Linked DNA regions of Homo sapiens: regions 2 and 3 are each linked to region 1. A link is a contact called in ENCODE Hi-C or POLR2A ChIA-PET data. All regions are on one chromosome and are shown on one strand. Each heading gives the region's core, a stretch centred on a gene start or an enhancer-like site at or near the end of the contact. The rest is flanking DNA. Distances are from core to core; before and after follow the strand shown. Region 1 has its middle 87 kb from the start of FASLG. Region 2 overlaps PRDX6-AS1 (PRDX6 antisense RNA 1). Region 3 overlaps LOC100506023 (a long non-coding RNA gene).

Evidence for each region. A loop is a pair of places that touch in the nucleus more often than their neighbours do. ChIA-PET counts read pairs that join two places held with the same protein, here RNA polymerase II (POLR2A). Pooled maps may share reads with other maps.
Region 2: a loop to region 1 is called in a map of OCI-LY7, with 6 times the contacts of the local background. The contact joins two enhancer-like sites. A Hi-C loop is called at or near these places in 69 of 168 maps with a recorded cell type or tissue (A673, B cell, CD14-positive monocyte and 45 more), 37 of 37 single-sample maps with no recorded cell type and 39 of 50 pooled maps. POLR2A ChIA-PET finds 5 or more read pairs at or near these places in 9 of 52 experiments (A549, CD4-positive, alpha-beta T cell, MCF 10A and 6 more).
Region 3: a loop to region 1 is called in a map with no recorded cell type, with 10 times the contacts of the local background. The contact joins two enhancer-like sites. A Hi-C loop is called at or near these places in 1 of 168 maps with a recorded cell type or tissue (PC-3), 10 of 37 single-sample maps with no recorded cell type and 8 of 50 pooled maps. POLR2A ChIA-PET finds 5 or more read pairs at or near these places in 1 of 52 experiments (BJ).

Annotation. Positions count from the first base shown.
Region 1 is chr1:172,745,179-172,747,742 of GRCh38, forward strand. No RefSeq gene overlaps it. Among named protein-coding and RNA genes, the nearest start is that of FASLG, 87 kb to the left of the region's middle. Within about 2 kb of position 1,278, at least 14 of the 41 ENCODE cell types and tissues checked have a DNase peak (open chromatin) inside an H3K27ac peak, as active enhancers do; they include OCI-LY7, PC-3 and transverse colon, where a contact is called at or near this core.
Region 2 is chr1:173,419,166-173,421,729 of GRCh38, forward strand. All of the region lies in intron 1 of PRDX6-AS1 (PRDX6 antisense RNA 1), which reads right to left. All of the region lies in intron 2 of LOC100506023 (a long non-coding RNA gene), which reads right to left. It also overlaps a transcript of TNFSF4 not described here. Among named protein-coding and RNA genes, the nearest start is that of PRDX6-AS1, 41 kb to the right of the region's middle. RefSeq lists an enhancer at 1,115-1,214. Within about 2 kb of position 1,291, at least 5 of the 41 ENCODE cell types and tissues checked have a DNase peak (open chromatin) inside an H3K27ac peak, as active enhancers do; they include OCI-LY7 and transverse colon, where a contact is called at or near this core.
Region 3 is chr1:173,330,945-173,333,508 of GRCh38, forward strand. All of the region lies in intron 2 of LOC100506023 (a long non-coding RNA gene), which reads right to left. It also overlaps a transcript of TNFSF4 not described here. Among named protein-coding and RNA genes, the nearest start is that of TNFSF4, 120 kb to the left of the region's middle. Within about 2 kb of position 1,272, at least 8 of the 41 ENCODE cell types and tissues checked have a DNase peak (open chromatin) inside an H3K27ac peak, as active enhancers do; they include PC-3, where a contact is called at or near this core.

The DNA.
Region 1 (2,564 bases), core at 28-2,527:
AGGATTCACAATCACTCTCCAAAGTAGTGGGAAGTCAAGCAAGAAAGGGTGGCTTGTTCAGAACAGTTGCGATCATTCTGAAAGCAACTCATAAGGGTTGGCAAGTTAAGCTCCAATATGAATTCATTTAGAAACCAGAAAAACAAGAAGAGACTAGCTTGCCAGATGAGAGGAGATTCTGTATGAAAGGAGAGACTTCTAGAAGTGTGGTTGGCAAACCATCCCAAAAGCCTGCACAGTAGGGTAACATGAATGGACCTCATTTAGTTGATTACCTGGAAGTTCAACTGTGGGTATGAAATGTAGGATCAGCTAATATGGTGGCAGAGGAGCTGGTTGCCTATATGGTTTAATTGGAGAATTCCTGAATCTATTTTCTTCCACCCAGTTTCTCTATTATGGTTTATCTGGGGTCAGCCTTTTCTCTAAAAGGTCACTATTATAATGCAAGTACGGAACACCCCCCCTCCCCAGCCCCTTAACTCTTGTTAACTGATATTAATTCTTCTGATTAGTTTATGTCACTTGGAAGAGTGGATTGTCCCAAGGAAAGAATGGAGAACAGGCTAGACCTTGGTGTTGCTAAAGCTAGTGCTGCACTCATGGCTAGGCCAGTGTTCTCCTGTTGAGTAGAAACAATTTCATAGAATGCCAACATCAGAAAAGGCACTCTGTGATCACAATAGAGAAAGAAATAAAATCCACTCTATAATCCTGTCTGAGCACAGATGAAACCAAGAGCGTTGTCTAAAAGTGACCACAAAAATGACCAGTGTGCCCCTATCCTTATTGATATAAGAGATTGCTGCTGCTTTACCAAGGAATGCTTTAGTCAGTCTCGTTTTATTCTTCACACCTTCTAGGTAAGAATTATTAAGATACCCAGTCATGGGATCCTAACAATATCTAACTCAGAGAAAAGATCCACTTCTTTAAACCCTGTCCAAAATCACTTAACACGAGGTTTGGCAAGAGAGCACCTGACGTTCAGAGAGAGATGAAAACTAGGGAAAGAATGTACCAAAGGAAAGGAAAGAGATGATGAAGCCAAAACCTCAGGGCTTTACAGTGGGGCCTTGAGTGGGCTCTTGTTTCAATGTATTCAGTAACCAGAAGCCAGGGACCCTGCTTGCACTGCCTGCCACTGACATTTCTCCTCTGATCTAAGTCTCTGCTTAACAAAGAAGCCTGTGGCTACTCTTAAAGTCTCCCCATCTGGAATGGGGGTGAGTTTGTTCAGCTCACTCCTTCTTCTCCTTCCTGAGCAGCTGACTTATTCTGATGTGGTTTTGCGGTTATACAGTAAGCAGCACTGCTTATGTGGACATGGTGTACTTTCAGTTTCTGAAAGTGAGTCATGTTGACTTTCCTCTGAGGAGTAAGAGTGACCCTTGCTTAAAAGGACAACATGACTAGAAGGAAGAAACACCAGAGGCCACCAGGACCAGAATGTTTACCAATGTAGGCAGTCACTAGTTTTTAGGAGTAGTTTGTGTCATCTTTTTAAACAAGGTAAACTAGGAAGAAACATTTGGTTTTGAATCTTTGAGTGTTTGCCAATGTTTGAAGTACTTATCTATTTTTACTCATCATTTAAAGTGATGTTTGTGGCTAAGAGCTCAAGATCTACAAACATACTTAAATAAGTTTACATTTGGTCAGCTGGAACCTGATGGGGACATTTCCAAGAGGATCACTTGCTAGTATTACATCTTTAATTTTCATGTATGTTAATGGCTTGTGATATTGGACTATTCATCCAGGCCCTAAGAAATCTCAGCAGGTCTATTGAGAATCAAAATTAAGGCTGTACATAGCCACTATACAGAATAAGGAGTTTCTTGTAATCTAACTCTCCTTCGTGGTCTTATTTGGTTAATTTTTTCATGATAACATGTAGAGCCAATATGGGCTCTTGTCACCACTTCTGCATCCTTGCAAGCATTGTTAATTGTCTTATGTTTTTCTTGCTTAGCCAGGATGTAGCCTCAAGATACTTCCCGTCACCATGCTCCTGACAGCCACTGCTGTCAGATCACAGTAGATAAGTGAGATCAAGCCCACTTGCATGTCTGCCCTAGAATCTCCATTTAACTTTGCTCTTGGGTATCCAAATCATAGGAGTGCCGCTGTCCTCCAATCAAGGAGACTGTCTTTCTTTCCTCAATAATTAAATCCCTCTGGGTCCAAGAAAGCGCGAATAGAATTATTGTCAAATTCTATATCACTGAGCCATCATCACTACCTATTGCCTTGGTAAGTCATTTGGGCAATTGGAGAGAATAAGAAAAGCCCAGTAGTGAAGCAGCATGTATTAAATAATTAGTGAGATATTCAAGACAGTTTATATTTCACAAGTATATAAAAATTGCTATTACTTCACGGGACTGAATTTCCTTTTCTATTTTCTCTTTCTTTCTTTCTTTCTTTCTTTCTTTCTTTCTTTCTTTCTTTCTTTCTTTCTTTCCTTCCTTCCTTCCTTCCTTCCTTCCTTCTTTTTTTTGAGATGGCGTCTTGCTCTGTTGCCCAGGCTAGAGTGATCACAGCTCACTGCAACCTCTGCC
Region 2 (2,564 bases), core at 41-2,540, 670 kb after region 1:
CATCTCTACCAAAAAAATACAAAAAAATTAGCCGGGTGTGGTGGCGGGCACCTGTAGTCCCAGCTACTTGGGAGGCTGAGGCAGGAGAGTGGCCTGAACCTGGGAGGCGGAGCTTGCAGGGAGCTGAGATCACACCACTGCACTCCAGCCTGGGTGACAGAGCAAGACTCCGTCTCAGAAAAAAAAAAAAAAAAGAAGAGTTAGAGTAACCCAAGCGGACAAGCCTGCTCTTGCCCACTTGCCATGTGATGCCCTCTGCCACGTGAGGATGCAGCAAGAAGGCCTTCACCAAATGCCAGCACCATGTGCTTGGACTTCCCAGCCTCCAGAACTATAAGCAATAAATTTCTTGTCTTTATAAATGATCCAGTCTGTAGAATTCTGTTACAGCAATGGACTAAGACAGGCATGATTTGGGGTACAGAGAAGGAAAACTGAGAGGTCACAGAAGAGAGAGGAGGGTGGAAGCTGGGGGAGAGGCACTGATGGAACCAGCTTCCACCCTTCCCTGCAGGGCTTGGAAAGACCCATGAGGACACAAGGGAGAATAAAAGGAAGCAGCCCTGATTGCCATGGCTGGGTCAGGGTCAGGAGGCTAGGACTGCTTTATGTCCCTGCTATAATGGACTTATGGGTTTTTTAAGATTTTTTAAAATAGATTAACTATAGCTCCTAGAGCTGACTCTACTGATAACTTTACCCTGGACTCCCTCCCTGATTTTGACCTTAGTTTGTGTGGCGGGGGGGGGGATGAGAGGCTGCGGTCCAAATGGAATGCAGTTTGCCTGTCCTCTATCAGCATCAATGCATCACCTTTCCCCCGATTTTTACCTCATGATATATTTATGCATTTAACGCATGTTTATTGAGTGAGCTGCATGCAGCAAAATGCACGTAAAAAGCAATTTTTTTTCTTTTTTCTTTGTCCTTTCAACTCCTCTCTCTGGATTTGCCTTGTCCCTGCACTTGAGATGAAAGCTAACCAATACCACGGATTTTCTAGCCACTCTGAGCCATTAAATAAAGAGGCTCTTTAAAACAAACAAACAAAAAAAAAAGTAAAAAACAGTCTACTCAACCTGAAGCTTCTCCCCTCTCAGACTCCTTCACTTCAGGTTTGGAAACTCGGTACCAAGGAGGAAGGCATGGACTTCACCATTTTCTCTCCTCCACCTCTCGTAGCCAGCTGCTAATTCTCAAGCCTCAAGCTGTGAGAGATTGAGAACTGAGGGAAAGGACACAGTACTTGACGGCTCTTACTGTCATGACGCGGCCTTGGTGCCCTCTGGGTTTAGCATGTTTTCCAACGCTTTCCTTTCCAGCCTCACTTAGGCACATTGCAGTTAAAGAATATGGCCACCAGGTGGCAGTAAAGGCCTTTTTTTTTCCTGGCCAGTAGACCCTACCCTCCGGTTTTATATGGCTACATAATTTCTTTAAGATGATGTCAAATATGCTTTCCCTACATTTCAAAAGAAAAGAAAGTAAACACTTAAAACCACAAACTGGTCAACTTAGCAAAAACTAAATATAATTTAAAGATGATGCCCTAGGGAATAAACGTGTAAAGAAAACCTCCCAAGTTGTTAATTATGTAATTACATAACTAATTTACTAAGTCTTTCTCTTCCTCAAATTATTACTGTGTAAGTCTAAATCTTATTCCCAGATCTTGATCATAATTTACCTTCCCTTAATTTAGAGTCAGAAACTTTTCCCCAAAGGCTCCTGTATGGCCAATTGTCATTTAAAGACCTTTATTAATAACAACTATTATACTAATAATATCCATTTGTTTTTTACTATGCACCAGTTACAGTTATGTTACAGTCACTACTTATAGTTATGTGTTGACTACACACAGACTACACACTGCGATAAAACCTAACTGTGGTATTATTTTATCCTCACACCATCCCTACATGTCACCACCACTGCCCCTGCCCGCATTTAGGGTTGCCAGAAAAAATATAGGCCGCACAGTTAAATTTGAATTTCAGATAAACAACAAATAATGTTTTAGCATATGTCCCACGCACCATTAGGGACATAGTTATTGCATGGGACATAAATATTTTATGGGACATATTTACACTAAAAAATAATTATTTATCTGAAATTCAGCTTTAACTGGACATCCTAGATTCTTATTTGATAAATTTGGCAACCTGACCCCCATTTTATGGATAAGGAAACTGAACCTCCAGGAAGGTAAGCAATGTAATGAAGGCTAAGAGCTGGTAAGCAGCACTGTGGAGCTGTGAACCCCAGACCCTCCGAACCGGGTTCCCTCCCTACCATACTGCCCCTCCTTGTTGTCTAGGGAATTATTCTCATCTGCCAGCTGCTGGTAAAATAATCTGCCATCCTCAAGTAAAATAATCCTTGTCACTGTTCTCAACTAAATAGAAGAAAAGCTTTTCTTCCCAGCCAAGAAAGAGTCACTGAAAGACAAATTCTCATGACTGATTTTCCCGTATCTGTCTTCCTTGCCAATTTATCGTTTCTGGAAAAAAAAAAATGAAAATCCCCCTTATTTTTTTCCCCACTGATATTCATATTTT
Region 3 (2,564 bases), core at 22-2,521, 590 kb after region 1:
CGCGATCTCGGCTCACTGCAACCTCCACCTCCCAGGTTCAAGCAATTCTCCTGCTGCAGCCTCCTGAGTAGCTGGGATTACAGGCGCCCACCACCATGCCAGGCTAATTTTTGTATTTTTAGTGGAGACGGGGTTTCACCATGTTGGCCAGGCTGATCTCGAACTCCTGACCTCAGGTGATCCACCCGCCTTGGCCTCCCAAAGTGCTAGGATTACAGGCATCGGCCACTGCACCCAGCCTTCTTTCCTCTTTTCAAAACCCAGAAAGTAAAAGATGTATAGTCTCAGAATGTTGTGCCTTTCGAATTCGTATTTCAGTACTTCCAGTTTTCTGATCGAGTCTCAGTAACAATTACTGCAAACTTCTGTTTTTAAAAGCAGTATTGTATTTTGGTTTTCTTGGAAAACACCACTGGGAAGGTACATACACACTGTTATCACAATGACGCATCTTCAAGAGGAAGTGAACACATTTAATTAGGACATGAAAGATTTGGAAACCTTAGTAGTCAAAAATAAAACTAGACACTTCAGAAAGGAAATCTAAACTACTTTCCTTTCAAAAGGACTAAATGAAAGTTCATCAAAATAAAGTTAAGAGCCAACACATGAAAAGAGCAAAGTGATTAATGGTGTCCCTTCATCAAAACTTTTGGAATTTAACAAAGATTTTTGTTCTTCAACTCAAAATTGGCATCTCCTTCAGGGGGCAAGTTACTATCACTTTTACTTACTTATCTCTAGGAGCCTTAAGATAAAGAGAAAAAGTTTGCAGTCAGAAGACATGAGTTCTATTTCTTTTCCTGCAACTTGTCCAGCTGTGTAAAATAGAGAAAAGAACAGATTTCTGCCTGATTTACAGAGCTATAATGCCTCTCAGACATGATAACATAGGTGAAACTTCTTTGCAAATAACAAAGCTCAAGATCAGTGGTTCTCAAATGCTTTTGTTCCCAGGACATATTGGCCAATATCTGGAGACATTTTTGGTTGTCATATCTCAGAGTGCAGGTGCTACTTGGCATCTAGTAAGTGGTCCAGGCCAGGGGTGCTGCCAAACATCCTACAATGTACAGGACAGCTTCTTACAACAAAAAAATTACCCAGCCCAAATGCCAATAGTGATAAGGTTAAGAAACCCTGCCTCAGACAAATGTAAGCTACTCCCAGCTTCTCAAGCAATGTCTGGGGCCTAGGGACATCTCCTAGGTATGCCTGAATGACTGTAATCCTGAGCAGACGTTCACTGTCCTCTGATCCAGCTGCTCTCACTCAGCAAGAGTGAGGAAGCAAAGTAGTCCTTCCCTTTCTGTCATGGCCCACAGCCCGAGGAGTGAGTTGCTGCACAAGGGCTGAGGGGAAGACTAACAAACCCTTGTCTGACTCAAACTTACTAACACTCACTTTCCCTAGCTGCCTTCCAGGGAAACCAGCTGGTTGAAAACATACTCTCCAAATGGATTGAACATGTAGCTACTCAGGAGGCTGAGGCAGGAGAATTGCTTGAACCCAGGAGGCGGAGGATGCAGTGAGCTGAGACTGTGCCATTGCACTCCAGCCTGGGTGATAGAGCAAGACTCTGTCTCAAAATAAATAAATTAATTAATTAAATAAAATAAACATCTGTTGGGCCAGGTGCGGTGGCTCATGCCTGTAATCCCAGCACTTTGGGAGGCCAAGGCGGGTGGATCACGAGGTCAGGAGTTCAAGACTTGCCTGACCAATATGGTGAAATCCCATCTCTACTAAAAATACAAAAAATTAACCATGCGTGGTGGCACGCACCTGCAGTCCCAGCTACTCAGGAGGCTGAGGCAGGAGAATCACTTGAACCCGGGAGGCAGTAAGCCAAGATCAGGCCACTGCACTCCAGCCTGGGTGACAGAGCAAGACTCCATCTCAAAAAAATAAATAAATACATAAATAAACATTTGTTGCACATCCACCTGCTTTCCATTGAGGAGGATATAGAAAATATACATCTCCTGTTTAGTAAATAAAATCTCTGCCATCACCATATACAAGTTTAGAATTTAGTAAATGACACAACACAAACAACCAGTAAAGAATCCCAGACAATTCTGTTCATTCAAAATTACATGCGATATCACGCAGTGGCCAGGATAAAGACATGGATCAGAAGAAATGGAAAGGCCTTCAGGACACAAGGGGCAACAAAGGAAGGGTGGCTAGGATAGGTGTAGTTAACTGTATGTTTCAATATGACTTGACACAGGGTACACAGGCATTTTGGCAAGCCTTATTCTGGGTGTGTCTGTGAGGGTGTTTCTGGATGAATTAACACTTGAGTTAGTAATCTGAATAAAGCAAATTGCCCTCCCTAATGTGGACGGGCCCCATCCAATCAGCTGAAGGCCTGAAAAAAAAACATAAAAGCTGACCCTCTTGCAAGTCAGAAGGAATTCCTCCTACCTGCTGCCTTCACGTTGAGACATCGGTTTTTCCTGTTTCCAGACTCTGCTATAGACTGAATGTTGGTATCCCCCAAAACTCATATGCTGAAGCCCTAGCCCATAATGTGATGGTCTTTGGAGGTGGGGCCT